6 separate regions of the Mus musculus genome follow, and all the other regions are linked to region 1. Evidence: chromatin loops called from intact Hi-C (ENCODE). Cell type or tissue: left cerebral cortex. All regions are shown on one strand. Region 1 holds the start of Tomm6 (translocase of outer mitochondrial membrane 6). Region 2 has its middle 9.6 kb from the start of Taf8. Region 3 overlaps Trerf1 (transcriptional regulating factor 1). Region 4 holds the start of Usp49 (ubiquitin specific peptidase 49). Region 5 holds the start of Taf8 (TATA-box binding protein associated factor 8). Region 6 holds the start of Bysl (bystin-like).

Region 1 (5,000 bases):
ACTGACTGGATGAGCTATGTGCCAGCAGGTCCAGGAAAGCTGCTTTGTCTTTTTCCTTTTTTAAGTAACATCTGTAACAGTCATGCAGCTATGACCCAGACACACTAATCCTTTCCGACGCATGCTGTGACCCACAACCAGTTCCAAAGCGGCTGGTGCATAAAAAAAGTTTTAAAATACCCAGTCAATTGACTACATGAAACTATGGAGACCCCGTCTCTACCGCCACCTGGTTCCCTGGTACAGGAGTCTTTCTGTGCTGGTTTCTGCGTGCCTGGAAGAACACCAGACAGCAGCACCAGTGTGAATTTCAGGGTAGGGAGCACCTTTGTTTGTGAAGGAAGCTGCTTCCTTGTGCTCCCTGACACGTTTGTCTCCACCCACACATCACTGTCCACTCCTGCCACCAGGTCTCACTCTATCCCAACAATGCCTCCCTGGTCCCTGGAGAACCCACCTGGCAAACTAAAACGACAACCACCACCTTCTTCCTACAGGAAGACTCAGCAGTAGGAACTGCTCAAGAATCAGCTTTGCGGCACGTGTGCATCCCTGGGAAGTGGGTGGTCCCATTCCCATTTCATCTCCACTGCAGATCATGTTTGGGGCTCATGCCTGTCTCTTGAGTGTGAAATACAAGTCATGTTTATTTGATTTTTGTAAGCGGACTTTTTACACCTTGTTTTTGTAATAAGTTTCTTATTAAAAGAATAAAATACCTGTCTTTTATGTGCAGGCTTTATTTGAAATCTTTTTCAAGAACCATTACTACTCTTCAGGACAAGGGCAAGGACCATCTTCTGCAGAAAGTTGGGAACTGCACACAGAACCGTGCAGAGGCAACATCTCAGCCGACACTGGGGGATGGGGGGGCAGTGGGGGGGGGTTCAGGCAAGGAGAGGGAGTCAACTTCAGCTGCCACTCAGGTAGGATCTTGTGGTCACAGACAGTAGGCTGTCTTTGGAAAGTCTGAATACACAGGAGTTCCATTCTCTGTAAGCAGATAACAGCATCAGAAACGGGGAAACACAGGAGAACTGCTCTCACCTAGAAACACAAGGGCAAGGCTTTACCCCAAGAATCTTCCCTACTTCTGTGACTAGCTGACAGAACATACTGCTGTCTTCATCTTTTAGGATTCCTGAAATAGGCAGGGGAAAGTGAAGTCTTACCTGGCTACACCCCTGGCTGAGGGGCCATCAAATCAATGTCACTCAAGTTCCTGGCCAGCCAGACTCCCGCAGCAAAGAGTCCCAAATTGAGGATCAAGTTCCTGGGTCAAGAATACATTTCATTAACCCTACAGTCCGAGAGTCTCATGCAGCTAATGACATACTATGGCAAGTTTCCTCTCAGCACCACCTTCTGGAGGTGCTGACTGACACCTGATACAGGGGTATGTCCTCCTAATATGCACATGAGAATTTTACGTTCGCATCTACTAACACAAGCCAAGGCCAACTTAGTACTCTGCGGGGGCTAAAATTTGCTTATGCGTTGGCACCCCTTCCCTGCCTTCTAGGTTAGGGCGATTTCTTTAAAAATATGACGTTCTTTAATTTGTGTATGTGCGTGCGCGTGCACGCGACACAGCGCACGTGTGGAGGTCAGTACAACCCGCAGGGGTTGGTCTCTTCTTGTACCCTGCGGGTCTCATGGATCGGCGGGTCCCATGGATCCCAAATCCTCAGGCTTGGCGTCTGAACTATCGCTGTAGCCCGGAGCGTCATTCCTTGAAAGCCACGTGACAGGGTGTCTTTTGCCACCACGAGACCACAAGGTTCTCAAAGCGATAAAACCTCTGGGGATGCATGCCAGACTCACCAGGTAAGGAAATACAAGTTTAAGTTTATGAGGACCAGAGACGGCCCGGGCTTGGTTACCTCCGGAAGTCGTTTCGATCGGTGGCGAAGCGGAAGACACCGCGGAGCCAGTCTCCCACGTTGTCTGGAACCTCTGAGGCCTCGCTGGCCGACCCGGCGGCGCTCACCGTCACTCCGCTGGAAGCCATACCAGCACTAAGCACGTACCAACCGAGCGTCGCACCGGGTCGTCGCAAGCCGATTGCGCAACTTCCGATCTCCGCACTTCCGCCGATCAGCGTAAGAAATGAGCGAGAAGGCCCGCCCCCACCTCCTCCAGGAGTTCGTAGAGCCAGGACGCCTGATCGGAGGCGGAGCCCCGCGGCCCCGCCTCCCAGGGACGGGGGTCGGTTCCCAGTGCTGCTCTACAACCCAGTTAGTTTAAGCAAGGTGATGACGGTGAGGCTAGCCCAGCCTCTGCGGATAGGGGTTAGCTCACCCTGTAGGCGCTGGGCAGTGGGATGCTCCCAAGAAAGTGTCTTTCAGGTCAGAGAGCGTGCAGTACCAATGGGATTATCCCGCGTGCCTGGCTGCCTTCTGTGTCCGGTCTTTACACAGCACAGCCTTGTTATCTCGCTACATAAGTCCCCCCACCCCACCCCACCCCAATCCCACCACCCTGATCTCCAGGCCGCGCCACTAACAAATGGTGCAGTGCTTCCTGGAGATGTCTCTGTCATCTGCTTGCAGGTTTTCGGGGGTCTTCCAGGGCTCTGGAAGGCGCTGGCCAAAGAAAAAGCCTTCGGGTTCCGACTCAGAGGAAGAGGAGCAGGTGGGGCAGGGGCTGTCCTCTATGGGACTCCCGGGTGTCTGTGGGCCGTCTCTATCCTGCCGTTTGGATGCCCCATTCAGGGTTTCCAGGGTGAGAGTGGGAACTGCAGAGAGAAGCGCAGCTCGGGAGGTGATCTTGTCATCCGAGGAGGCACGGTTCCAGCCGACGCTTGGATCGGGTCCTTCTTCCTCTGTTCCAAACCCATCAGAAATGCCCATCTCAGAGCCCCCAAGTCCTTGTGCAAGAGGCGGGCCAGGGTTGCGTGCAGCCTCCCGCCCCGCCCCAGGCTGTGCCGTGCGCGCCACCGCTGCCGCCAGTCTACCCCAGGGGCCCCCCCGCCTCCGTCCACCAGTGGGCGACCGCCTCCCCCGCCTGGGAGCGAGTCCGGCGCCGCAGCCCCGCCGGGTGGGTTCAAGAGGCCTTTGGAGCTCGCAGGCCAGGGACGCGCGGTGAGAGCTGCGGGCCCCAATGCTCGCGTCTGGGGGTTGCGGTGGGAGGACTGGGTGTTGCTGGAGCGGGTAGGACAGCGTAGGCATGGGGCGAAGGGTTCTGATCTGGGAAATTACCCCCTTCTATGCTCAGCCCAAGCCGCCGCTCCCTCCCCTTAAGATCTGCACCGTCCCCTCCTTTACCAAAAGACGCTTGTCCTTCCGCTACTCCTACTGAGCTAGAGCCCGCACTTCTGTAGCGTTTTGAGAAGCAGCTGGGGCAGCATGGGCTACCCCCCGGCAGGGCATAACGTCCCCCATCCAGGGGCCCTGCGCAGTCCTGGCAGCAGAAGTGGTTCTCGTGCCAGCGCTGTCCCTCTGCTTCAGTGCAGCGCTGGGAGAAGATCAGCTGGGTGAGGGAAAGGAAACCGATTCATTCATTCATTCATTCATTCACTCACCCATTCTTTCATTCATCCAATAACCACGCCTTATACCCATTAACGCTATGCCCACAGGCGTTCTGATTTGAAGTACTTTGTGACTTTTGGATTCAGAGAGGGTGATTGGCTTTGGGCCGGAACGTCCACGTAGCAGGTGGCCCAGTCCGAAGTTGGACCCCAGAGCTTCCCTAACTCCTATCCCAAGATTCAATACGGCCTTTCATGTTGATGTTAAGATCCTTCTAGAATTGGGCAAGCACAGCATTGATCATCTGACATAGTGATGAGATAAACACCTGCTCAAGGATCCAGAAACGTTCTGAGTCCAAACTAATTTAAGGACCTCTGCTCGAACTGGGGAAGAGAGAGAGAGAGATAAATAAAGGCAACAGGTCAGGTCCCACAGGCCCATACCTCAAGAGAACAAAAGGGAATGGGGTGGCCCTGGCTGGTTCCTAGTTCTGATGAGCCTGCAGCCTGTTCCTTGTCCCTGTGTGTTCCTGGGAACTCCCCTAGTGCCTCCTCTTGGTACTCTACCTGGTCACAAGCTGGACATCGAGGTCGTAAGAGCTCCGCATGATGACGGCCACAGTACAGGTGCCCCTCGTGGTAGAAGTAGATGAGGTTTATGAGGCCCTGGCCACAGGCCTGGCAAGCAAAGCAGGGTCTGTGCCAGCAGCTCTGCTCACCAGCCCTGGCCGCGAACACTCCATACTCCCCTGGATCCAGTAGCTTCTTGCACTGCCAGGTGGGGGGGGGGGGGGGGCACGACACTGAGCTGATCAGAATCTGACGCTTCTCTTCTTAGCTCCTTTCATGGCTCTTCTACCACAACCCCCAATCTGACTGTTCTCATATGTGCTTGCAGGCCCCTCTCCCCAAGAAAGGCCACCAACCCCCCCAAACCTGGCTTCCATTTTAACATTTACCAAATCACTGCTCCTGAAACCACTTCTCCACCAAAGTCCCCCAAGACCCTTCTTCAGAAGCAAGAGAGCAAAGGATAGAGGAAGGGGAAGGCTCAGGGATGGAGGAGGGAGGCAGACTCCCTACCTTCTTACAGGTGTATCCTTCAAGCTTAGGAGGCAGTAGACGGGCCACCCCCTGTCCCAGGGATTTCTGCTTCCGCTGGGCACAGAAGAGTCGAAGTTGGGCCAGTTCCTCCTCCCCTAGGGCCAGACAGTAGCGTTCCTGCTGAAACAGGTTCCCATGCACCCAGACCTCAGGGTAGAACACCAGGAGGACCAGAAAGCTCTGTAAGGCTTAGATACCAGGTCAGAAAGAAGTAGAGCCTTGGGAGAGAACAGCACATGTGCTCAAAAAAGGGAAGAGAACGCAATTCGTTCTGTTCATTCTGGGGCCCATGGAAATGGCCACCACATAGGGGCCCCTTAGCACTTTGAACAGTCACCAGATAGCTTGGCTCCTGTTCCCATGAAACTAGATCTCAGCATCGCTTTCAGGTCTGTGTGTTCTCTCTGCTTCATAGCTGCCT
Region 2 (5,000 bases), 180 kb before region 1:
AATTTAGGGTTGGTCAATTTGAAAAAAGATAGGATGGTTGATTGGCCTGTAAACCTTCCAGGCTTGAAGTCCATCAGCAGGGGGTCCGGGAGTGGGAGAAGAAACTCAATAAAACTTTTGTTTTAAGCTGCCAGGCTTTTGTCTCAGGTCCTGAGAGTGAAGAAGAGACCTTTCATCTTGGGAATTTGGAATTCACCACCAGTATTACCTAGCTACATCCCCTCACCCTATCTTCCTGCCCACCAGGAGGAAGTCTATGTAACTCTGCTCCTTCTGACCTTCCTGGGCACCAGACACACACACGCACACACACGCACGCACACACACACACACGCACACACACACGCACGCACACGCACACACGCACACGCGCGCACACACACACACACATACACACACACACACACATACACACACACACATACACACACACACACATACACACACACACATACACACACACACATACACACACGCACAGGCACGCACACACGCACAGGCACGCACGCACGCACACACACACACACACACACACACACACACGGTGCACAGACCCAGGTAGAGACAAAACACCAATACACATACAATTTTAAAACAAAAATATAATACGGATGGTACGGTGTGATGTGTGGAGAGGGGGAGGGCTTGGGGTAGAACACAGAGGGAGTCTTTGCAAGTAAATATGTCCCAAGTGCTGGGATTAAAGGCGTGCGCCACCACTGCCGGGCGTATAAGTAATAGTTTTAATTTAAAAGCAAAGGAGAGGGCTGGCGAGATGGCTCAGCGGGTAAGAGCACTGACTGCTCTTCCAAAGGTTCTGAGTTCAAATCCCAGCAACCACATGGTGGCTCACAACCATCCGTAATGAGATCTGACACCCTGTTCTGGAGTGTCTGAAGTCAGCTACAGAGTGCTTACATATAATAAATAAGTAAATCTTTAAAAAACAAAACAACAGCCGGGCGTGGTGGCGCACGCCTTTAATCCCAGCACTTGGGAGGCAGAGACAGGTGGATTTCTGAGTTCGAGGCCAGCCTGGTCTACAAAGTGAGTTCTAAGACAGCCAAGGCTACACAGAGAAACCCTGTCTCGAAAAACCAAAACCAAACCAAACCAAAACAAAAACAAAAGAGAGCTAAGTAGGAAAATAAATAAATGCAGTGGTATTGGAAGTAGTAGTGAATGCTTGTGGTCCCAGCACTCAGGAAGCTGAGGCAGGAGGATCATTGGAAGTTGGAAGGGGCCTAGGCTGTAAAGCTTTCAAGCAAGGCAGCATCAAAAAGTGAAGTTAGACTCCAGAAATTGAAGGAGATACAAGAAGCGTTTAGATGTTTAAGGTAGTTCTGGGATGCATTAGGACGAAACAAAAATGTTTATTTTATTTGTAACTATGTGTCTCTGTGTGTCTGTGTGCATAAATGCAAGGGCCTGAAGTGAGCCACACAGTGTGGGGACTGAACTTGGGTCATCTGCAAGAGCAGGACAAGCTTTTAGCTGGTTCTCTGGCTTTCCAGACCCATACGTTTTTCTTGAGTAGATGGATTTTTTTTGTTTGGTTATGCGTTTTGAATTATTATTATTATTATTATTATTATTGCTTGAGCCTTGCCATATAGCCTCCCCCCAACCCCCGTACTATTGTAAACAGACCTGGCCGTCCTTGAACTTGTAGCAACCCCAGCCTTTTCTTTCTGGGAGCTGGGATTACAGGCATGGAAAGTACCACGCCCACTTGGCAAAAATGTAAGAACTTTCTAACAAATAGCTGTGTGATCCCAGCCTAATGACGTGAGTCCTAGCTACAGGAGTCTAGAGCGCATGCACCTAGGGCCTCTGCCAGAGTGTCAACGCGAAGACTCCACCCCTTTCCGCCTAGAAATTGGGTGACTCACCGAGGCCCCCTTGCGTCATCACTCGGCCTGCCGCTGGCCCCGGCCCATGGTATTCACACTTGGTCCACCAGATGGAGCTATAGCCCAGAGTGTCACTTCAGGGGCCCCCGGATTGGGTGAAGAACCCCACCTGGTCCTTCAGGCGCCAGCTGGTTTCCTGGGACCTCTGTCCCCACCCCATTCCCAGCTGTTTACACAGAGAGCTGTTCTGACCGGACCAGGCAGAATCTCCATAAAATGTGCTCTGGCCCAAGTGTGCAGCGCTGGGAGAAGGTGCTCCTTTGCGCAGGCAGGGGCCCTCCCACAACTCTTCCTGACCTTCCGTCGTCCTTGCCTCCGAGGGACCCAAGTGTCAGCAGGCGCCAGCACATTTTCAGGGAAGCTACTCTGGAATGACCCTTCCTACCTTTCAAAGGGTCTAACACTTACATTGTTGCCTGTTAAGGGCCTCGGAAGCCACACCTTTCTGAAAGAATTAGTTCTCCCTTGTTGGGTAAAATTCCCCAGCAGCCTCTCCTGAGGTTAGAAAGCAGAGACTTAGCCATGCCTCTTTGAAGGTGGGGCTGGTTCTTCCTGTATCCGGGCCAGATCTTATTGCAGCCGGTCAGACCCGTTAAGGGCTATTGCTTGCTTGGCTTGATGGCGCAGGCCTTTAGTCTCAGCACTAGGAAGGCAGAGGCAGGTGGATCTCTGGGAATTTGAAGCCAGCCTGGCCTCCATGGCAAGCTCAGGCCTGCCAGGACTACTGGGCAAGAGCTTGTTTCAGAGACAGAGACAGAGAACTAAGAAGGCCTTACGGTCAGTGGGCTACAGGACACAGCAGACTCGGCCCACAGTGAGCAAGATGGCCACAGTGAACAGCCCTGGAACAGAGTCTGGCTAGTATTTCCAAAGACTTAATAATTCATTCTTTCCTAACCACCGTCAGCTCAAGGGACATAGGAGACAGGCCAAGAAGCCGCTGCACAGAGAAGTTAAGCTTCTTGCTAAGTTTCACACAGCTCAGCTGGCAGACTGATAGGGCTGTTTGGCATCAAATGGGGATTCACCATCCATTTTCATTCTATGGTGGTCGGGCCAGAGAGCAGTCCCTATGGATAAGCTGCCTGGCTTGGTTCTTGCTAGGTTCCTTTCTGGTGTCTGTTTCCTCACCTGTGACCCTTCCCTCATGGTGGCTAGTACCAGCTAAATGTTTACTATATGCTAAGGAGCATCTTAATGGCCTCACAGCCCAATGAAGCAAGCACACACGCTTGCGTGTGTGTGTGTGTGTGTGTGTGTGTGTGTGTGTGTGTGTCTGTGTGTGTCTGTGTGTCTGTGTGTCTGTGTGTCTGTGTGTGTCTGTGTGTATGCTGAGGCTCAAACCTAGGCCTTTGTACATATTGGCAAGTACTCTGTCACTCAGCTACATCCCAGGCAAGACAGGCATTATTCTGCCTTTGCAGGTGAGGAAACGAGGCATAGGATATGGCTGGGTAAAGAGTCTAACCTGCATTCGACTTAAGAGATAATACGAAGTCCTGCCCTGGGCCAGGCAGGCCATGGCTTCTGATGAGTGATAGTTACTGTCTTCTTGACAGCAGAAGTCATTTTCCAGCCTCTACTCCTTAGGGTGGGCATGGGGGTTAATCCCAAACCAGTTTTGGTTTCTTTCTTCATCATCTCGCCTATGACTCCATCTCTCTCTCTCTCACACACACACATATAAACACACACACTTTTTATTTTTTGATACAAGACCTTACTATGCAATTCTGACTGACCTGAAACTCCCTTTTTTAGACCAGGCTGGTCTTGAACTCATAGTGCCTGCCTCCGACTCCCTGGTACTAAGATTAGAAGTATGTGTGCTACTTCTCTTCAGCATGGGTTTTGTTTTGTTTAAGACATGGTTTCACGTAGCCCAGGCTAGCCTTACGCTTCTTCCGCAGTCAAGGATGACCTTGAATTTCTGATCCTCCTCCCTCTCCCTCCCAAGGGCTAAGGTTACAAGGCATGCGCTACCAGACCTAGTTTAAATGGTGCTGCAGATGGATCCCAGGGCTTGGTGTGTGCTCAGCAAATGCTCTACCACCCAGCCCGAGCTCTGGCCTCACAGCCCTTTTTCCTCTAGAGTAAAAATAGACCTGAAAGTTTTGGCCTTTGGGGAGAAGGTTGGACAGAGTCCTTGAAGTTGGGGCAATCCCAGAACCTCCCGATTCTGGCCCCAGCATTTTCTGCTCCAGCCCACCCTCCTCCGGATCTCTGCTCCCTTCTCTCCAGGCTGCTCCTCCCTGCCCCTCCCCTGGGCTCTCTTGAGTTCTGGGAAAGGAAGTCAGGGCCGGGGCCTCAAGACACATGCAGGCCTTGAGCATCAACTTAAGCTCCAGCTGGAGGAGGGGGGCCCTGCTAGGGGAGGAGAGGGCACCTGTAGGTCCCATCCGCCTGTCCCTTGAAGATTTCTGTCTGCTGTCACAGAATCTTTCCTGAGCTCATTTTCAGAGCTTGCTGTGATTGGAGCCCAATTTGAATGAGACCCTGGGAGGGGTTGGATCTTTAGCAAGAGAACCACACCAAGATGTCTTGGGGACCTTAGGAAGGGAAGGCTCTTTGCACTCAGTGGCTCAGAAGGCTGCCTCTTATTTCCTCTCTGTTCTCCCCTCCTCCTAAGACATGTCCCGTACAGACCCACGAACCACAGTGGGAAGGGTCTTGGGGGTCACGGGCCTTCAGATATACTAGATGACCAAGCAAGAGCAGACACTTAGTACAGTCCCTAAGTCCTCCCTTCTTCCCAGTCAGCTGGTACCTGCTGGTCCTAGGGCCAGCATCTGTCTTTTCTTTGATTGACTTAGTCCACAAGACCAACCAAATCTGCCTCTCAGATCTCTGGATCTCTGGAGAGATAGTCTTTTTTTGAGTCGGCTCAGACTTAGTATAACCACTGAACTTGACTTTGGTACCTCTGGGTGGTCCTCAGAAAGTTTCCTCAGACAAAACTGCTGGGAGTCCTTTTGGGTGTTCCTCATGAGCATATACTGTATACATTTTCTTTCTTTAAAAAAACATATATGTATGTATGTGTGTGTGTGTATATATTCATATGTGTATATATATGTATATGTATAT
Region 3 (5,000 bases), 330 kb before region 1:
TCCTTCTCTCTCCGTCCTCTCTCTCCTTCTCTGTCTACCTCGTGGTCACTACCTGCAACCCCTAACCTGGTAACTGAATACGTCTTTTCTATACCACTTGCCAGTAATTGTCTGTCGGCCACTTTTATTTAGCCAGTCAGAAAATATTAGCAAGCAAAGTTTACACAACAGGAGAATATGCTCTCTGGACTGCAACCAGATCTTGGGGGACAGTATTTAGCATTTGAATACCAGAACAACCCCCAACAGGTGGATGGATGGATGGATGGATGGATAGATGGATGGATGGAATGGAATGGAATGGAATGGAATGGAATGGAATGGAATGGAATGGAAGCAGGAGGACCCAGAGTCTTCCCTTGGCTATATGGAGTTGAGGGCTAACCTGAGCTACAAGAGAGCCTGTCTTTTATGTTCAGCCATGTGTTAAAAGTGGGTGTAAAGCAGTGAGCCGCATGCTCAGACTTGGGTCCTGTCTGCAGGAAGTCTCACTGTCTATACAGATGTGTAGAATCTGATCAGTGTGGGCAAGAGAGCGCTTACCTGATATTTCATGTTCCCAATTGTCCTTCAAAAGCACACAGTGAGCGTTTTTCTTGTCTTGTCTTTATGTTTCTTGGGATCTTTTCTTTCTTTTTGATTTTATTTGTTCTTAGTGTGTGCCCACTCACATGCCAGGAGATACGTGGGAGGCCAGGGGGCAGCTCTGTAGAGTCAGTTCTCTCCCTCCATCCTTATGTGGGTCCAGAGAGACGGGGGAGAACTGAAGGTAGTCAGGCTTTCTTTTTTTTTTTTTTTTTTTTTTTTAGATTTATTTATTATTTTTATGTAAGTAACTGTAGCTGTCTTCAGACACTCCAGAAGAGGGAGTCAGATCTCATTACAGGTGGTTGTGAGCCACCATCTGGGTGCTGGGATTTGAACTCAGGACCTTCAGAAGAACAGTCAGTGCTCTTAACCACTGAGCCATCTCTCCAGCCCCTGTGGTCAGGCTTTCTCTCAGACCCTTTCCCAGCCCTCGCCTGCCCCTCTCCAGATCATTTCCTATTGAAGTCCAAGTAAGACTTTATGAAAACTAGAAACATTTCCTGAGGTTTTCCAGATAGGAACAACATTGAACCAGTTCCACAGATTGCCTCTGTCAGCTGCTCAGATCCTGTTCGTTTCCACATGTCCAGATAGAAGCCCTGTCAACCTGGAGAACTCAGGCTGGGTGGGTGGGTTGATTGGTTGTCTGATTGGTCGGTTAGCTTGGGAGAGTGACTAAATTGTATCTATGCTTTTCTTTCTCCATAAACACAGGCTTATATCTGGGCTGACTTTCCTGAAAATGGCCTAGGTAGTAGTCCTGTGGCATGTGCAGACCTTGCTCTCTGCCTCGCCGCCTCACTTTCCTGTCACATCCCAAACACACAGTTGTATGCCAGTGCCTAGAATAATAAACAGGCTGGACCCTTGATCTAGAGACTCTGGCATCCTTTTATCCCAGTGGTGGGGGTGGAAGGAGGCCAAAAGAGAGGCAGGAGCACCTGCTGGACAGTGGACAGACTGGACACCCTTTGCGGTCTCCATTAGCACAGGAAGGAAACAGGACACACCATCTGAGTTTTCCTGTCCCCATTCCTCTTCCTCATAGTGCTTAGAGAGATGACTGGTCACAGCAGGAAGAAGCCACCCCAGACCAGACCTGTATGCCACAGTCCCGAAGCACATGCAGGAGCGTGTGGGAAAAGGGCATCTGTATCTCTAGGAACCAAGGTCGGCCCAGAGGTTTCACAGGCTGTTCTCTCCCTCCTTTTCAGGGTCTTCTTTAAGATCAAAAGCCGGAATGCGCACATGAAAACCCACCGGCAGCAAGAGGAGCAGCAGAGGCAGAAGGCTCAGAAGGCAGCCTTCGCAGCAGAAATGGCAGCCACCATCGAGAGGACTACGGGGCCGGTGGGGGCGCCCGAGCTGCTGCCCCTGGACCAACTGAGTCTGATGAAGCCAGTCAAGGACGTGGACATCCTGGATGACGATGTGGTCCAGCAGTTAGGCGTCATGGACGAGGCCGAGGTGGTAGGCACGGATCTTCTCTTGGACGACCAAGATTCGGTTTTGCTTCAGGGTGATACAGAACTCTAAACCCTCCCGTTCATCACCTAGAGACACAGAAGCCACGGCCTCCACCTCTGTCACCCGTAGAACCTGGACTTCCTGCTCCTTTGGAAACCCTTTTAAACTACCTGTTTAAAAAGCGGTCCTTTTCTTCAGGTTAAGGGAGGGGAAAAATCCAGTTCTTTCTCTTTTACCTTCTTTTACATTGTTTTTGTTGGGGGTTGGGGGGAATAAAAAAAATTGGCACAACTATCTTTAAGAGGTGTCTCATCTGGGCTATGTTCTCACGAGGCTGCATCCTTTGGGGTAAGCCTTCTCCTTCGTGTTGCTTTCAGATGTCAGCCACCCTGGTTGCCTTTATGTCCAAACTTCTTGCTCTGTGTGTGTGTGTGTGTGTGTGTGTGTGTGTGTGTGTGTGTGTGTATAGGTAGGTAGCAGGTTATCCCATTCATTCTGGGACTTTAGGCCATGTTTTCTCACGAAGAATTATTTTATTCTGTTCTGACCTGCAAGAGTTCTTTCTCTCAAATCAGAAGAATTTCTCTCTCTCTCTCTCTCTCTCTCTCTCTCTCTCTCTCCCTCTCCCTCTCCCTCTCCCTCTCCCTCTCCCTCTCCCTCTCCCCCTCCCCCTCCCCCCTTCTGTTTTAAACATGGTCCGTGGCCAGTGGAGTTCTGAACTTATTTTGCACCACTTGAACGTACTGTGAAACCTCTTTCACTCTGACTTGCTCTAACGTGTGTGCTGGTCTGAGCTTTGCCTAGATGTTAGCTACAGAGAGATAGGGTTTTTCTTAACACATACAGATGGAAAGTGCTTTGAAAGCCAACACAAATGTGTCCAGACTCAAGTTTGCTACAGTGCTCGCATTCAAACAATGAATGTATTTGTTCCAAGTCACTTACCAAAGCGATTCCAGACTTCTCTAAGCTACATGGCTTTGCTCTGTCCCCGACAGCAGGGGGCGCCATTTGTACTTGAAGGCAATAAACCTGCAATCCCACAAAACGGTCATTGCCTAGGCTTTCCCTGTCAGTTAGGCTGACCCCCTCCCACTGCTAGTGCACAGTCAGACTGGACCACTGCCCCTGGCACAGTGGGGCGCCTGTCAGCCTCCCTTCTGTGATCATGGCCTGTGGCCTCCAGGTGTCTTCAGGTCTTAACCCTCCTTGAGTAGACTAGCTCCCCAGCTCTGTGTAAGCGTAGCTATCATACTGGGCTCTGTGCTGGCCCGTGATCAGCGTGGCATTAGCGAGCATCCTAGTGGAGGAGTAGGGTTGGACACCCTTCACATTGGATTCTACAAAACCATTTGGCACATACTCGGGGCCAGGGCACCGTGGCCCACCACAGCCCCCACTCAGGCAGTGGCTTCTGAGTCTCAGGAAAGCCACAAACAGAAGACTCTTTACCAAGATTCTATTCCTGTCCATCACTGTTTTTAGAACTCTCTTGAGGTCCTTCCTAGGTGGGGTGGGGGTATATTTTCCTCGCTGTTGTTTCAGAGGCTTGTCGTAGTAGCCTGTGTGTGATCTCAGCAGCGTTGCTTTAAGAACTCCCTGGGCATCTTGCATGCGCTTCCTTTAAAACCATTCCAGCGGCCTCTCCTCAGCAGACCCCAAGGCCCTGTCTGTCGTGGCGTCTGCTTAGCTACAGAAAAGAGCAAATGCCCAGAGAACTTGAGGAAGGAAGCTGGTGTCCTCCCGCTTGGGGATTTGCCCAGTTTGAAACCTTAGAAACGAGCTGACCTGCCACCGCCGATATCCAAGGCACAGTTCATTTTGATTTGTCATGCAGAATAGCATAAGGAATATTTTGACTTGAAATAACCAAAGAACTCCTCCTTAATGAGACAGTTCAGATACCTGTGTTTGTATTTCCTATCAGCTTAAAGTTTAATTGACTTCCGATTAAAATATTGCACTTTTTTTTTTTCCTGAAATGATTTTACCTGCATGTGCGTGTTGTGTTTCAGCTGCCCCTCCTCCCAGGCCCCAAAGAACTTTTCTTCCTAATGGTTAATGTCTTCACACGGCTCCCACTGATGCGATGGTTTTTCAGTAATGGATTTAGATTTCCTTTGAGAAAGCCTGTATATAAAAAGTTAACAGATATATTTTATGGAAAAAAAAACCCATCTTATTTTCAAATATATTTAACTGCTGTTATATTTTATTAGAGGAAGGTTGTAAATATTTTCTAGGAGTTCTATTGTAAAGAAAAGTATTTTTGAAAAAAATTAATGTAATAAAAAGGAAAACGTTTTTACATAGTGGCTGTGCCTGCTTCCTGCTGTGCTTTGGTTCGGCCGTGTTCTCGGCCAGTGACTGCATGCCTTCAGATCAGGATGTGACTCAGATTTGCACTATTCTAAGTTAGCATCGTCGTTTCTAATGTGCTTAACTGTACGTTTCCGGAATGCGGCTCCCTCCCTCTGCACCGGCAAGTGCTGTGTGGAGTCTTCTCATGTATTTTTAATGCGTGTATTTTTAATAAGGATTTTATGTAACATTTTGGCAAAAAAAAAAAAAGAAAAAAGAAAAGAGAAGAGGACAGTATTTTCTAGTGAATTTTATAATAACATTTTGCTAAAAAATGTTTCTTCCTAGGTCAGTTTTTTGTTAAGGTGAATCAAACGTCTTATTTTCCAGGGGTTTTAAAAAAGAAAAAGAAAAAAAAAAGTTTGAAGCTGGAAAGCAACATTCTATTTAAACACCACATGTAACAAATGAATAAAGATGTTTTGTAGACCTGTCCTTTAGAGGTGCATTCCTTAAATTAAGATGATGATAATGGTGATGATGGTGATGATGGTGATGATGATGAGATGATGATGATCTGGGGCATCCTAGACTGTCTCCCATCCCAAAATGTTCCGTGTCATGCTGTTTTAGATTTGGTTTGT
Region 4 (5,000 bases), 59 kb before region 1:
AGAATTTAACCTGGGATCCAAGTGAGACATTACACACACACACATAAAACATACATGTCTTAAAATGTATGTGTTTATATTGTGCCATCAAAGAACACTTGGATGCGTCTGTGGTTTTCCTACAGTTGATTAGGCTTCTGTGCTAAGGCAACGGGTATTCACTGTTCTTTCTAAAACTTTTTTATAAATTGCGTTCTATTTGTACATGTGTGATTGGGCACATGCATGTTGCTGTGAGAAGACAATGTCTGGGCATCATTTCTTGTTCCCATGTAGTCCCAGAATCGAATCCAGATGGTCAGGCTTTCAGGCTTGGTGGTAAGTGATTCATAGGCTGAACCATCTAGCCCCCCACCCCCACCCCCTTAAACTACATACATACACACACACACATACACACACACACACACACACACACACACACGTTTGTTTCACAGAGGATGGAGGATATCTTGCAAGCATATGTATCCAGGAGATGGAAGTGGAAGGCAGACTGATTGGCAGCACCTTTACCCACTGTGCCATCATGCTTTGCCCTTATTGCTCCTGTGTGTTGTTTTCTAAGACTTATTTATTTTATGTGAGTGTGCTGTCATTCTCTTCAGACACACCAGAAGAGGGCATTGCATCTCATTACAGATGGTTGTGCGCCACCATGTGGTTGCTGGGATTTGAACTCAGGACCTCTGGAAGAACAGTCAGTGCTCTTAACCACTGAGCCATGTGTCTTTTTTCTTGTCAGTGCAAATGACAGTCAAACAACAAAGGCTGCTTATTTTCCATATTATTTTAATACTACTTTGGGTCTCAGAGACCCTCTGGAAGGCTCTTGAGATTCTTTGCACTTTCCAGGCAGCACAGACTTCAAGAGCCAAAGATGTAGTATGTAGTATGTGGTGGTGGGTTGATTTTCCTTCTAGCTGTTGGAAGTGCACAACTTCCTCACTCAGAAAAGCACCTTGTTAGGGAAAGAACACTAAGATACTGCCTGCTCCAAGAAAGCAGCTGGGAGCTGGGCAAGAGGAGAAAGGCACCTTTTAAGGTTTTTATTCACTTTTGTAAGGAGTCACAACTTAGAATTCCCAAAGAAAACTGTTAAATGGGACAACAACGAGAGGCACCAAGTTGTGGCTCTAATTAGGGATCTGTAGTCCGGAGACTTCTTGAATTATACTGCAGGGTTCCCTCCACCATAGGAACTAAACCCAGGGCCTCAGTCCTCTCCCAGGACTTGAGTTCTCCTCCTGTGCCACAATCAAATTTTTGCTTCCTTCATATTTACAGACATAAATCCTTGAACCACTGTAACATATAATACACGTTTATTTCTTATTGTTTTTCTTAAAACAAAAGTGTTTTCAGCCGCCTAAGGCTGTCTTGGGTGTTGTAACATATCTTATTTGGAGGGACCCTTCCCCGCAAGGTCTGGCAGGCCAGTGTACCCAGGAAGCTTGCCTACCTTGCAAAGGGAGTCTTTCTGTTTCAAAATGGACCTTATCCCTCTCGGAAGTCCCTGGGGCTACTGCCATCTAGGTCTGATTTATTTCCCAGTCCCCATTTGGGGAGCGATGAACCTTTTTCCGTCCCGTCGAAGAGGATTTCATAAGACAGCTGAATGCCGCCTGAGTCATCCGTGGTAAAAGTCCACACGTACGTGTGTGTGTGTGTGTGTCAGGGCGCCAAGAGTAACTGTGTGTATGTGTGTGTTCTCTGGCTGCTGCTACACCGTAAAGAAAACGCAAAAAAAAAAAAAAAATACCCGGAAGTGGGAAAGGCCTCTTTGGAGCAGCGAGACGTGCAGAAGGTAAGCCGCAGGGTATGCAAAATTCCTTTACCTTTACAGATCGTAGGGGTGGGGGTGGGGCGCTCGGAAAAGTGCCTGGCCCTTTAAGGAGGAGGGCCAGACAGTAGACTCTGTACCTTTAAGAGCCTCTTTGTCTAGAAACCTTCTTCCGTACCTCAACCAAACTTTGCCGGTGACTCGCGCCGCGCCGCGCCGCGTCTTAGCCTCTCACACCGGCCCGCCACAGCCGCTGACCCGAAACTTGGTGCCCACGGCACAAACCTGCGTAAAGGGCGCGGGGCCCCAGGTCGCGGCCGGGAAGGTGCGCCGTTGGCGCATTGCGGGACCTGGGGGCGGGGCTCTGACAGGCGGGCCAATGGGCGATAAGGGGCGTGGTCCGCCTGCTCGTCTTGCGCCCGGGTGACAGCTCGCGCGTGCTGATGATGGCGGTAAATAGAGAGGGGAGGGAGCTGGGAAGGGGGCGGAGGGCCGGCGGAGCGGCCGAGGGGGCGGCCCGGGGGGCGTGAGGGGCCGCAGTGGCTGGGAGTTCGCGCAGATATTCGGAGGCGGGGACACGCGGCCCGGGCATGCCGGCCCTCCCCTTTTAAAGGAAAGGGAAAAAAAAAAAAATCCCCTCACACACCCGGTGAGGGGCGACAAAGGCGGCGTGCGCCTAGCGGGCGGGAGGAGCGGCGGCAGGGGGCGGGACCGCGACGCCGGCGGGCCCCGGGCGCCCGGGGCGGGGACGGCGGGCGGCGACAGCGAAGGCGCGAGTCCCGGCGCGCGGACGCTGCGTTTTGGCGGGGTGGGCGACGTCTGGGTTGTGAGGTGAAAGGTTTGAAGGGAGAGAGGGGAAGGCAGGCTGGGGCGGGGACGGAAGGGTTTGCTGAGTAGGAGATGAAGAGGATTAGGAGAGAAAGGGTTAGAAGCCGGAGAGTGGAGTGAGAAAGAAACCCAGGCTGGCCCCGGGATGAGGTTAGGAAGCCCGGGGCTGGGAAGAGGGATCCGGGGTCAGGGCTAGGAGCAGGGGTCTGGAAGAGGCAAGGCTTGGCAGGTGGGAGGTGTTGGGCCAGGGCCAGAAGAGTTGCAAGTGGAAGACAAGGAAGGAGCAGAGCCGGGGTAGTAGTTGGGAGTGGAGGAGAGTGATTAAGAGCCAGACGTGACAAGGGTGTGAACTAGTGCAGAGCTGGGGATGAGCTGAAGGGCTGGGAGCCGCTGGGGTGGGATCGACAAGGTGTGGGTCAGTAGCTGGTGAGGGGTGTAAATTCTGTAAAGTGAGGGAGACAGGAGACCTGGATCACAACCAGGTGGAATCAAGAATCGGACGTTAGTGGAAGGGCTAACGGGAAGCGAGCTGAGAGCTGGGCGTTAATAGGACAGTTCTGGGAGAAAAAGAAACAACGCTGAAAGGACGCTAGAAGCGGGGTGGAAGGAATGATGGTGAGCTGGGAAACTGGAGAATTGCTTGTCGAGGAGGTTCAGCAAGGTAAAGATAGTGGAGTCAAAAGATTGGCCGAAAGGCAACCCGAGGAGATGGGCCCTGGGAATTAAAGGATGGAATGGGGAGTGGGGAAAGAGAAAGGAGATTAAGGCAAGCTAGGGAAGTCCTGGTGGGTATAGAACTGGGGTGGGCTGCACAGGAGTGGGAAACGAATGTTTTGCCCTGAAGTGCCCCAGAAGGTCTGGAAGGGGCAGGGCACAAACGCTGTAGTGAAGGATCTGAAGTAGAGAGCCTTTGGTGCAGAAGATAAGGAACCATGGTGAGTGAAAGGGGACCTAGAAACAGGGGGAAAAGACTGAGAAGTGGGGGACCAGATGGGGGTGCAGCATAGGAGTTCTTTGTTAAGAGAAATGTGTATTGAATTTGTGAGTCCTTTTGTCCCTAATAGTAGGAAATTCCAGAAACCTTTTTCTCTCTTCAAGGAGTCTTGGATCCAGTTTCCATCTTTCGCCTGAAAATCCACTTTCATGTCCACTTTGAAAAGATGAGACCCATTTTTACTTGATTTTGTTCTTGTGGGATAGAAAAATTGGCAGCCTTGGGTGCTGAAAACCTCTTGGTTTCACTAATGTTGTGCTAAAGGGTAAATGAATTGTGTTTATTTACAATGTGCCTGTGGGATGTGGTAGTTGGGGTGGGTGGAGGAGCTGTTTTAGAGCTAACGACGCTGGCCAGGGCCAGGGCATCTCATTGAAGAGTACACCGTTGGGGAGAGAAAGACATGGTTCATTTGGTTTTTATTAATCAGACAGATTTCTGCCTAATTGTTTTCAGCAACTGAAGAATATGGAGAGAGAGAGAGAGAGAGAGAGAGAGAGAGAGAGAGAGAGAGAGAGAGAGAAAGAGAAATAACTAACCAGGGAAGTTTACTGAGCAGGAGTCTGAAGTCACTGCTCTAAGGGCGTTGAGTTCGTATGCTGCTTGCAGCTTTGTGTGGAACATTTTTCATGGGGTAATTTCTCCCCAGATCTTCAGACAGTGATGGAGAAAGGTTGACTGCAGAGCTGAGGAGAGTTTTAGAGCTGTGAACTCATCTTTTAGATTGCATAATGGCTTTATGAGTACCTTTTATGAAAAAACTTCTGTAAGATAAGATTGCAGTCCCTCTGCCTGTTGTATTGTATGATTGTGAATAGGAAGGGCATATTAATATTCTTTAGAACCCTTTGATTTGTAAGGCACATTTTTAATGAAAATAATTACATTTATTTGTATGTATGTGGAGCAGTTATGGAAGTCAGAGGACAACTTGTGGAAGTTGGCTCTTTCTTCGCATCATTTATGTACCGAGGATTGAACTCAGATAGTCAGGCTTGGCAGCAAGCTCTTTTACCCAATAAGCCATCTCTCTGGCACTATAAGACCATTTTGGAAATTAAAGGGAAGATGAGAATTTGGGGACAAATTTAAACTTATTCTTTATTGGTAGTGTGCTTTAGTGATTTTTCATTCTGAAGTGATTATATTTAATTAAGACAATTAATGAGTATTTTCTTCATATTTAATAATGTGAAAAGTAAAGTATAATTTCTTTTGGGGGGACAGGGGTACAAACTATTCTTGAATTGTTTTTAAATTTTATGTGTATGGGTGCTTTGCCTGCATGTATGTCTGTATACCACAGGCATGCCTGGTGTCTGCAGAGGGGCACTGCAGAAGCTGGAGTCAGATTCCCCAGGAACTAGAGTGACAGACGTTTGTGAGCTGTGTGGGGGT
Region 5 (5,000 bases), 180 kb before region 1:
GCTGAGTCTCTAACAGTCTTCCAAGAGAAGGGGAGAGAGAATCTGGGATGGAGTTCACGGAGCTGGGGGGGGGTCTGTAAAGGAAACAGCGGGCCTAGTGTTTCTTGGTACTCACAGCTCTGCAGCATCTCTGTCAGTGTCTCCACAGACGCTTTCTCGGCACTCTCAAATCCCGCCTCTGTCAGCAAGGAGCTCACAACCACTTGCAGGGTCCTCCTCCGGGCCAGATGGTAGTTATCAGCAGGGTTAGTGGATTGCTTACTTCCCGGTCTCTGGAAATCAGAAGCCCAGAGTGAGACTTTGAACCACTAGATGTGTGTGTTTTGCGCGCGTGTGTGTGTTCCTGCGAGTGCAGGTGCCGCGCTGGCCCGGATTCCGTGAAGCAGGAGTTACAGGTGATTGTGAGCCACTCCACCAAACTCAGGTCCTCTGAAAGACCAGCAAGTCCGTCTTAACCACTAAACCATCTCTCCAGCCCCATTCACTTCTTTCTGGAGCAAAGTTACAGGAGCGGGTCTGTGGTGGGCACGCCTTTATTCCCAGCACCCGGGAGGCAGAGGCAGGCGCGAGAGGAGGCAGGAAGAGAGAGGGAAAAGCAAAGGAAGAATATATACACGAATGATGGTACTGAGCGAATAAATCTACTATCTTCTTGTCCCATCACACCATTTCAGTAACCAGGAAAATTAAACCAGCTACCACCACAGGATGCAGAGGAGAGCTAGGCATCACCGCAGAGAAAGGCAGAGCAAGTAAATATTTTACGAAGTTCCAACTTCGGCCGGCCAGTAAGAGGATAAAAACAGCCTCTTCAGACCAATCAGAAGGAGTTCCGGGTTCCCACCTCAACAAGGAACAAGCCAATCAAGTCTCAGATGCAGCAATTCAGGAGGCCGCTGCCAAAAGCCAAGCAGCGGGGACCGCCTACGGCCAGAGATACTCTCCAGCCCCGGGTCTCAGAGCGGGCCTGGGCTTCTCGGTTCGAGACCGTGGCCCAAACCGTGGGAGAGATCCAGAAGACCCAAACTCTTTCGGCTTCACGCCGCGCCTCTCCACCCTTACCGTTCCGGAGCCACCAGGCCCGGCCGCCGTGTCAGCCATCTTGCTCTTGCGTAGTGTGCGTGAGCGCGGGGCACGATGGGACTTGTAGTTGCGGGGTGGGAGGTGGAGAAGGGCGGGGCCGCGGGTGCCCCGCCTTATAGAAAAGCTCTACGAACACGTGTGAGTCTGGGGTGGGGGTGGAGGGAGCTCGGGATAGCCCAAGCTCACGTGGCGTTGTGTGACCCAAGCTTTCTTGGACACTTAAGTCAGTAGCTGTAGCAATTGATCTGGAAGACGCACTGTGAGATGCACTGAGTTAAAAGAAACATATTTTGTCCAGGAGCCTGCCGTCTGTAATCCTAGCACTTTGGAGCTGAGACCAGAGGATCTAGAGTTCCAGGCTAGCGTGGGCTATGCAATGAATTAAAGGCCAGTTTAGGACTACATAAGGAGACCCTTTCCCTGAAAAGAAAAGAATAAAAATAAAAACAAAAACAAAGCCATTTGTATGAAGTAAGTTCTCAGAAATACACTAAGAATACAATTTGGGTCTGGAGAGATGGCTCAGCGGTTAAGAGCACTGATTGCTCTTCCAGAGGTCTTTAGTTCAATTCCCAGCAACCACGTGATGGCTCACAACCATCTACAATGAGAACTGGCGCCTTCGCAGGGCCTTGGTGGTGCACGACTTTAATCCCAGCACTTGGGAGGCAGAGGCAGGTGGAGTTCTGAGTTCGAGGCCAGCCTGGTCTACAGAGTGAGTTCCAGGACAGCCAGGGCTACAAAGAGAAAACCCTGTAAAAAAAAAAAAAAAGAAAAAGAAAAAGAAAAAGAAAAAGAGGGGCTGGTGAGATGGCTCAGCGGTTAGGAGCGCCGACTGCTCTTCCAAAGGTCCTGAGTTCAAATCCCAGCAACCACATGGTGGCTCACAACCATCCGTAATGAGATCTGATGCCCTCTTCTGGTGTGTCTGAAGACAGCTACAGTGTATATAATAAATAAATAAATATTTTAAAAAAAGAAAAAGAAATCTGGCGCCCTCTTCTGGTGTGTCTGAAGACAAGACCAATATACCCACATGTATGCAATAAATAAATATTTAAAAACAAAAAAACACTTTGGTTCTGCTTGCTCTTCCAGAGGTTCTGAGTTCTATTCCCAGCAGCCACATGGTGGCTTACAATTATCGGTAATGGGATCCAATGCCCTCTTCTGGTGTGTCTAAAGACAGCTACAGTGTGTGTATTCATATAATTGAAACAAATAAATCTCTTTTAAAAATACACTTTGGGGCAGAGAGGTGGCTCAGTAGTTAAGAACACATACTGGGCTGGAGAGATGGCTCAGTGGTCAATCAGAGCACTGACTCTTCTTCCTGGGGTCCTGAGGTCCTGAGTTCAATTCCCAGCAACCACATGGTGGCTCACAACCATCTGCAATGAGTTTGGATGCCCTCTTCTAGTGTGTCTAAAAGACAGCTACAGTGTACTCATATACATAAAATAAATAAAATCTTAAAAAAAAAAAAAAGAACAAACACATACTGCTCTTGGAGATGACCCAAATTTGAGCACTCATATTGAGTGTCACAACTGCCAGGTAGATGATGGGAACTGAATCTCTGGAAGAGAAGAGTACTCTTAACTGGAGCAACTTTGCCCCTTGAATGTCATGGTGGTTTGAATAAGAATGGACCCCCTAGGCTCAAATATTTGAATGCTAAGTCACCAGAGTTGGGCAATTTGTTAGAGGAGAGGTGTCACTGGAGGTGGGCTTAGAGGTTTCAAAAGCTTACACCTGGCCCAGTGTCTGTCTGTCTGTCTGTCTCTCTCTCAATCCCTGCCTCTCTGTCTCTGAGTGTGAGCCTCTGTCAGCCTGCACACCAGGATATAGCATAGGGTCCTCAGCTATTGTCCCAGCGCCATTTACACAGCCATGCTCCCCACCATGACTGATAAACCTCTAAAACTGCAAGCAGACCCAATTAAATGCTTCTTTTTACAAGAGTTGCCTTGGTCGTGAGTGGTGTCTTCAGGCAACAGACCAATAACAAAGACAAACACCCTACCCTGATTATCCTACCCATTCCTTCTCCAGAGATCCGGGGCTACAATAATTCACCGTCTTACTCAATGTAAGTAGTGCTAGGGGAACCCGGGGTTTTCTTGCAAGTTAGGCAACAGCCTATACCTGGGTGCTGGCTTTTGTCTTACCACCAAGCTCCTTGGGTGATTCTCCTGCACTGTTGCCTCTAGTGTTTACTTAGTGAGCGTAGAAGCCTGTCTCTCTCACCCCCAGAACTGTGTGCCCATGTTACCCATCAGCCTCTACGGTCTGGAAATTCTTCAAGAGAGACTGCCTCTCCTTATCCATCCTAATCTAGGGGACAGGGGCAGGGGTGGTTATGCCTGGCCAGATGCTGTCGCTGGGTTTGAATCCTAAGGCTTGTTAGCCTTCAAACTCTGGTCACAGTTACCTAACCTCACCGTGCCTCAGTCTCCCCCACGTGATAACTGGGGGCCCAGGTGAAATAACGGGTGAGATAACAGGTGTCGCGGGTACCTGGGTTTGTGGTAAGAGTTAAGAACTCAGGTCTACTGTTTACTTCCTGGGCAGCGTTCGCCAGGAATTGCAGATACTCAGAAGGCATCCCTCTGCAATGTGTACCCCTAAGCCTGACGGAGCAACCCCGCCCCGGCCCAAGGTCTGTAGACCCGATGAATAGAGTAGGGTTCAGAGCTGGATGACCTTTCTCGTGCCTGCTTCGCTGGGTGTCAGAGACCAGACCCAGGCAGAGCTCAGCACCCAGCGCCTTTGTCTCACCCGCCCCCTCGTCCCCACTTCCTGCTCAGCTTCCAGCTCGAGTTCTGCGGTGCAGCGCGGACTTTGTAAACACCGCGCGCCTGTGGGGGTGGACACTCGCTTTGTTTGGGTGCCCAGGAAACGGAGTGCACGCCCCTGGTCTGTCTGTGGCCGGCGGGGTTGTGATCACTCGTACTGCCCAAAAACAGATGTCCTGCAGCGAGAGAGAGAATGAGAGGCCACCTTCTAAGCTCGGTGAGTTCATCTGCCAAGAGGTAGGCTTGGGGGCAGCAGAAGCCAGAATACACGTGATGTCCGCATTGCCAGCTTTACCTAGGATGTTACTAAGATGTCCAGGCTGGAGATCTAGAAGTGGAAATAGCAGGTGGGTGGGTTCAGTGGTTCCCTCTCACCTCAGTTTTGGCCCCAAAAGTAGCTTACTTTCCCACTGAGTATGATATATTGACCAGAGTTAGCTCCTCAAAGGTCAGAGAAGTCCCCAGAAGTCTCCAAGCCACCAAAACGTGTGTAGGTCCTCGGTACAGCCTCCCTCCAGGCTCATGTGCAAGTCCAAGGGGTTTAGCGGCAAATATCAGCCTTGGTGGTTGTAGAGCAGACCCCAAGGAGGGAGGCTAAAGAAGAGAACTTTCCTGAAGATCTTGAGTGGATATCTGATGTGTCCTGGGTCTCAGCTTTCTTCATCCTTTTAAATGTAGACCAGGGTGGGGGGTGGGGTGTAGTCACTGAAGAAGTGGGCTGATGTTGCAAGGAAGCAGCATTCCTTTGCACTGGGTGAGCACCTACTGTGTGCTTGGTATTGTTTCAGAGAATATGCTGCTGAGTTACTCTGCCACGGCTGAAGGCTAGACTCTGTCTGGGAAGGAGATGTTTGGGGTGGCTTCCAGAGGATGGTTGTTGACTTCAGTATTAGATGGGGGGGGGGTTGTCTTGGGGGTACTATTTCCCCTTGAGACAAACTGAATTGCAATAATGTTGTTGGGCACTGGGCTATACTGGTAACTGGGAAATAGCTCCTGCTTATACCACTCAGTTCCCAGCATAAGGAAGTAGGAATAGACAGAAGCAGTTCTGGGAAAGACAAGCTGCCAACTGGATCCCCTGAAATCCCAATTGGATGTGGCTGAATGGGCCCAGCC
Region 6 (5,000 bases), 77 kb before region 1:
AGAGATCTGTCTTCTACACTGTAGCTCAGAAACTACAAGCTGCTGTGAGTGGAAGTCAGGGCTCATGCTCTCTCAAAGCATGGACCTCACCAGCTGTGAGCATTATCTTATCCTGTCCCTAGCTTGTGGTCAGACCTGAAACAGAGACAGACCAGACAGGACGCCATCAATCTCTAGCTGCTGAATGGACCACAGAGGTCACAGAATTCAAAGCACGATGTTTCCACAGTGATCCAGGGGAGAGACCCTGGTAGCTTAATCAGGGAGTGTCTCAGGTGAATGGAAAGTGGTCTGGCTCTGAAATACTCTAAAGACAACATCACCAGGATTTACTTTGAAGTGAGAAAGAGGAAGCCTGGACTCTGACTGGAGCAGTGGAGCTAATGTGCTAACAACCTCCAAGTAGCAAACAGAGAGCAAGTTTGGGAAGGAAGTCACAACTTCTGTTTTAGATGCAATCTTCTTCTTTTATTTTTTTTTTTCCTTCTCCGAGACAGGGCTTCTCTAGGTAGCCTTGGCTGTCCTGGAACTCACTTTGTAGACCAGGCTGTCCTTGAACTCAGAAATCCACCTGCCTCTGCCTTGTAAGTGCTGGGATTAAAGGCGTGCGCCACCACTGCCCTGCTTGGACGCAATCTTACTAGAGTTAGATACTAGTATTCAACTTGGAGATGTCAGGTAGACCACTGGATATAAAGATGTGAGCTTTCTTGGACGAACTCTGAGGGAGAAAAAACTGGAAGTAGCTGTCAAACAAATGGCCTCAAAGTGAAATTCCCTGACGACACCACAGAAGGACCGTCAAACCTTGTCTTGGTCACCCAGCAAGTTCAAGTCCAGCCTGAACAACTTAACGAGACTCAGTCTCAGAGTTAAAAAAAAAAAGTTATTTTAAGGGCAGGTGTGGTGTCACCCACCTATCATGCCACCACATGGAAAACAGAGGCAAGATCAGGAGTTCAAGGTCAGCCTCCCCTACAGCATTAGATGCCATCCCAGGCTCCATGAGCCCTTACTTTAAAAAAAACTAAAAGAAACAGAAAAAGCTGCTGTAGGCCCAAAACCATGTTCAAATGTGTCAATATTGCTTTTTAGGAGAAATAAGAATGGAAGATTAAGCAACTGGGAGGTGAACAACAATTCCTCCCCAGTGAGACAGGTGGCAGTACCCACCCCTCTTCCCCCTTTTAGCCCGTAAACAATACTGTTTCCCCTCCCCTGTCGCTGGGACAGGGACAGTCCCCACTTGCTTTTCAGGTCTTATTCGAAGGACATGAAATCTGGGATACCCACCATGTAGAATTAATGTTCATCTGCTTTTTTGTTTAAATAGAAATATCATCACTTTTTTCCTCTCTCTTGAGAGACAGGGCTCGTTAATCTGAAATTTACTATATAGCCAAGAAGGTCTTCTGCCTTGCTTCTCGAGTGCTGGGATTACAGGTGAGCCTCGCCACTCCTGCTTGGAATATGTAACTCTATTTAATGGGTGCCTTGAGCTAGACTTCCGGTGTTATCAGGAGGAACGAATATCTTATTTCTGTATCAAAACTGCCTAAAAACTTAACACAGCTCAAAACATTATGCAGGCAGTCCACAAATACTTCAAACGCCCAGAGGATAAATAAATAAATGCTAGACCACCAGGTGGTGGTGGTACCCGCCTTTACTTGGGAGGCAGAGGCAGGCAGCTTTATGAGTTCGAGGCCAGCCTGGTCTACAAAGTGAGTTCCAGGACAGCCAGGGCTATACAGAGAAACCCTGTCTCGAAAAAAACCTAAAATAAAATAATGCTAGAACTGGTGTGAGAGATCACTTTTCGTTGGCTTAACTCTGAATTCTGGAATTCAGGAGTGGAAGTGGAGGAACACGCCGGTAAAGTATTCTGATGGGGTGTCAGACCGGCCCAACTCACGACTCCACCCCTTGTCACTCACCCAGCCGCGTGGCGCGCTCTCGCGGTGGTGCTGACCGATCACCAGCCCCATGGTCAGTTTCGAGCTCCTCCTGCTGTTGTCTGGCTTGCTGCAAAATCCGTCTGCTTAGCCGGGGTCCCACATACTCTTCCTCCTCTTCGACCTCACGCCCCCGCCGTTTTTCTCGGGTCCCCGCGCGCACTGCGTTCCCAGCCAGGATCTGCTCGGCCAGAGGTGCATGCTTCTCCCGATTGCTGGCCCCACGTGTCACCTTGAATTTGGGCATTTTGGCCGAAAAAATTGCCCACCAGGTTCACACGTGTGAAGCCGGCTAAAAAGCCGATACTGCGCTTGCGCTGTGTGTTCCGATCGCCAAGAGGCCACTGAGAGATCACAGTGCCCCCCAGCGTTAGGAGGCCGGAAGTTCCTCATCTATTACTCTCAGGAAGAGCTTCGGGACCTATAGCAGGAGCCCCCAAATTCTCAGGTAATCTCATTAGAAAGGTGGATGTCCAAGTCACCCTTTTCCAGAATTCATGAAAGTAGCCTAGGGCGTCCTGTCAACCCGTTGGACGCCTTGGGGGCGGAGCCGAGTCGATGACGTTCTAGAAATGTCACCACTGGGTACCAGAGATGGCGCTCCCTGTGGGCGTGTCGCCGCGGCGCTCAGTATTTGCGCATTTCCGGCGGTCGATCAACGACTGCTTCCTGTGTTTAGGGGGCCGCCGTTCGCGTGAAGGTCTGGAGTCTCTGAGTTCGAGGGTTTGGAGGCGCCACCTTTTGATCCTTCGCTATGGGAGTGACGTGGTAGGACTTGAAGGGCTTCTGTGGTGACGGAGCATATAGGGTCGTGAAGGTGTCTGTGGGCCTGTGATGGCCCGGGGAAAGGGATTTTGACCGAGGTTCTCGGTTCCTCGGGGGGCTGACCAAGATGTCTTCCGGTTGTGTGGATGGGGGACACTGCGTGGGACTTCTCTCTTCCCAGACACACCCCTTTGGCAAAGGGAGCAGCGCATCCCTAGGACCCGCCAGGAGTTGTACCTTTTTCTTGGTACCTCTTCCTGTCCTTGAGGCCTTGTAGTGTCGCTACTAGCACCCAAAGGTTAGAAATAGGGTTTCTAGATTAGGAGTTGTTCGCAGAAAGGGATAAGAGTGGCGCGAGGAGAAAGTGACTTTTCTATTTTGCTTGCAGTTACAGACTTTGAATTGGCCATTTTAAGGTGTTGGGGCTAGTGACAGAGGTAGGAGGAAAGGAGCGGTTGGGAGTTTGGAGTTCGGAGTACCAGGCAGAGACAATTTTTCGAGCTGGGTGTCTCACTGTGTAGGCTTGGGAGGCCCGGAACTCACTCTGTAGAACAGGCTGGACTCGAATTCACAGAGATCCACCTGCCTCTCTCTGCCTCTCAAGCGCACGGATGAAACGGACGCGAGCCACCATCGCCTGGGCTTCAGACAGTTTTGATTGACTTTTATCTTAAACATGTTTGAAGTCTCACTTGATAAAAAGGCAGTTGGTAAGGTTTGGGCACCGTGCTTTTCTGGGTATTAATTTTAAAGTACTCGGCCTCAGCACTTAAAAGTCTTGGTAGTGGTGTGCTTCTTTCCAGTTAAAGAAGCTTGGAGGCCAGGGGCCACAGGTCTGCCCTGTGAAAGGAAGGCTCTTGCCACAGTTGACACTAGGAGCCTCATCTCATACTTCTACCCTACTGTAAAGAATGCCTGTGAGCAATGAAGACAGATCACAGCAGAGTCATTTAGAGTTCAGTTTCCCTGTTTGCAGTAAGTTGATACAGGACAGGGCCTTTCCTGGGGCCTTTGGAAGAGTCAGGCAATCCATCTGAGGGCTGATGCCTTTGATTCCAACATTTGGGAGGCAGAGTCAGGCAAGTTTCTGTGAATTCCAGGCCAGCCTGGTCTACCAAGTGAGTTCCAGGAACTCTTGGGGACTGATGGGTGGGGATCAGAGATGTCTAAGTAACTCCTAGCCCTGCTGATCCGTTACCTGTTGGGGAATTGAGTGGCTTAGCCAGAAGCTCTGTGTCTCTGGACCCTGCTGACTTGGCGTTGTGTTTCTCAGTGTGTCCCAGATGCCTGTGGCTGAGGGCAAGAGTCTCCAGCAGACAGTGGAGCTCCTCACCAAGAAACTGGAGATGCTTGGAGCAGAGAAACAAGGGACATTTTGTGTGGACTGTGAGACTTACCACACAGCTGCCTCTACCCTGGGCAGCCAAGGTCAGTAGATGGCTGAGAGCAGATGGGAGGAGCATGGCTTAGAGTATTTACGTTAATGGATCTGCTTGCTTTTCTGTCAAGGGTAGCGGTCCTGACTGAGGCAGGATGTGTTTGTGGCCTCATTCGTTCTTGGTCCATCTTATATTATGGTGGTCAGTTTGCAGTTTGATCTATTTGTTTAAAGATTTGTTTTTATTTTCAAATGTGTGTGTGTACAAGCACTTGTGCCCCTGTGTGTGGCTATATGCACACAAGTGTGGGTGCTTATGGAGGCTAGAGGTATCAGATCCTCTGGAGCTAGAGTCACAGGTAGTTATGAGCTTTCTGCTGATATGGGTACTGGGAACTAAACTTGGGTTCAAGGCCAGCCTAGGCTAGAGACTGAGAACCTTTCTTAGGAAACAAGAATTGTACACAATAACGGGAAGCACTTACTTCATTAAAGAATAGTGTTGGGGCTGAAGCAGCTCAGCAGTTGAGAACACTGGCTGGTTTTCTAGAAGCCAGGGTTTCATTCCCAGAGCCCATATGGCAGCTCACAGTTTTTGACTCTAGTCCTAGGGAATCCAGTGCCCAGTGCCCATAGTCTCTGGATACACTGTAGCTATACAGATGGTTGTGAGTCTTCATGTGGTTGTTGGGAATTGAATTTAGGACCTCTGCTCCGGTCGGCCGTGCTTGCTCAGGTCCAAAGATTTATTTATTAAGTACACTGTTACTGTCTTCAGACACACCAGAAGAGGGCATCAAATCTCATTATGCGTGATTGTGAGCCACCTTGTGGTTGCTGGGATTTGAACTCAGTACCTTCAGAAGAGCAGTCAGTGCTCTTGCTCGCTGAGCCATCTTGGC

What was found. A loop is a pair of places that touch in the nucleus more often than their neighbours do. Peaks named below come from ENCODE experiments on the same cell type or tissue, not always from the same donor. Only the 100,000 strongest peaks of a DNase experiment are listed, where the experiment ranks them.
Region 2: a loop joins it to region 1, with 3 times the contacts of the local background. A loop is called at or near these places in 21 of 42 quality-filtered maps.
Region 3: it touches region 1 in a loop (2.1-fold over the local background); 8 of 42 quality-filtered maps call a loop at or near these places.
Region 4: it touches region 1 in a loop (5-fold over the local background); 23 of 42 quality-filtered maps call a loop at or near these places.
Region 5: a loop joins it to region 1, with 6 times the contacts of the local background. A loop is called at or near these places in 21 of 42 quality-filtered maps.
Region 6: a loop joins it to region 1, with 3 times the contacts of the local background. A loop is called at or near these places in 19 of 42 quality-filtered maps.

The regions. Positions count from the first base shown.
Region 1 is chr17:47,686,016-47,691,015 of GRCm38, forward strand. It overlaps Gm20517 (predicted gene 20517), which reads left to right. Exons shown (of 9, transcript NR_157366.1): 9 at 1-724. Usp49 (ubiquitin specific peptidase 49) reads left to right here. Exons shown (of 7, transcript NM_198421.2): 7 at 1-724. It overlaps Tomm6 (translocase of outer mitochondrial membrane 6), which reads right to left and starts at 2,371. Exons shown (of 3, transcript NM_025365.3): 1 at 1,884-2,371; 2 at 1,173-1,273; 3 at 630-993. The coding sequence starts at 2,011. The coding sequence ends at 1,177. Prickle4 (prickle planar cell polarity protein 4) reads right to left here. Exons shown (of 7, transcript NM_001290337.1): 4 at 4,559-4,696; 5 at 4,043-4,246; 6 at 3,267-3,471; 7 at 2,459-2,824. The coding sequence ends at 2,502. It also overlaps Tomm6os and a transcript of Frs3 not described here. In left cerebral cortex, CTCF peaks have their summits at 3,000 (motif pointing right) and 4,071; DNase peaks (open chromatin) are centred at 2,115, 2,944 and 3,293; H3K4me3 peaks cover 3,062 bases; H3K27ac peaks cover 2,356 bases.
Region 2 is chr17:47,509,387-47,514,386 of GRCm38, forward strand. It overlaps a transcript of Ccnd3 not described here. Among named protein-coding and RNA genes, the nearest start is that of Taf8, 9.6 kb to the left of the region's middle. In left cerebral cortex, a CTCF peak has its summit at 1,961 (motif pointing right); DNase peaks (open chromatin) are centred at 1,900 and 2,391; H3K4me3 peaks cover 616 bases; H3K27ac peaks cover 1,529 bases.
Region 3 is chr17:47,357,108-47,362,107 of GRCm38, forward strand. Trerf1 (transcriptional regulating factor 1) reads left to right here. Exons shown (of 17, transcript NM_172622.3): 17 at 1,803-5,000. The coding sequence ends at 2,124. Among named protein-coding and RNA genes, the nearest start is that of Mrps10, 9.3 kb to the right of the region's middle. In left cerebral cortex, a CTCF peak has its summit at 3,055 (motif pointing right); DNase peaks (open chromatin) are centred at 3,098, 3,664 and 4,465.
Region 4 is chr17:47,627,373-47,632,372 of GRCm38, forward strand. The region is part of intron 3 of Gm20517 (predicted gene 20517); the gene reads left to right. Usp49 (ubiquitin specific peptidase 49) reads left to right here and starts at 3,318. Exons shown (of 7, transcript NM_198421.2): 1 at 3,318-3,543. In left cerebral cortex, a CTCF peak has its summit at 2,398; DNase peaks (open chromatin) are centred at 1,641, 2,170 and 2,804; H3K4me3 peaks cover 2,269 bases; H3K27ac peaks cover 1,633 bases.
Region 5 is chr17:47,501,169-47,506,168 of GRCm38, forward strand. It overlaps Taf8 (TATA-box binding protein associated factor 8), which reads right to left and starts at 1,123. Exons shown (of 9, transcript NM_022015.4): 1 at 1,063-1,123; 2 at 116-272. The coding sequence starts at 1,101. It also overlaps a transcript of Ccnd3 not described here. In left cerebral cortex, CTCF peaks have their summits at 1,018 and 2,072 (motif pointing left); DNase peaks (open chromatin) are centred at 892, 1,084 and 3,921; H3K4me3 peaks cover 2,486 bases; H3K27ac peaks cover 2,238 bases.
Region 6 is chr17:47,608,970-47,613,969 of GRCm38, forward strand. Bysl (bystin-like) reads right to left here and starts at 2,523. Exons shown (of 7, transcript NM_016859.3): 1 at 1,938-2,523. The coding sequence starts at 2,202. Gm20517 (predicted gene 20517) reads left to right here and starts at 2,616. Exons shown (of 9, transcript NR_157366.1): 1 at 2,616-2,723; 2 at 3,994-4,148. It overlaps Med20 (mediator complex subunit 20), which reads left to right and starts at 2,616. Exons shown (of 4, transcript NM_020048.4): 1 at 2,616-2,723; 2 at 3,994-4,148. The coding sequence starts at 2,710. In left cerebral cortex, CTCF peaks have their summits at 2,326 and 2,529; DNase peaks (open chromatin) are centred at 2,317 and 2,566; H3K4me3 peaks cover 2,428 bases; H3K27ac peaks cover 1,239 bases.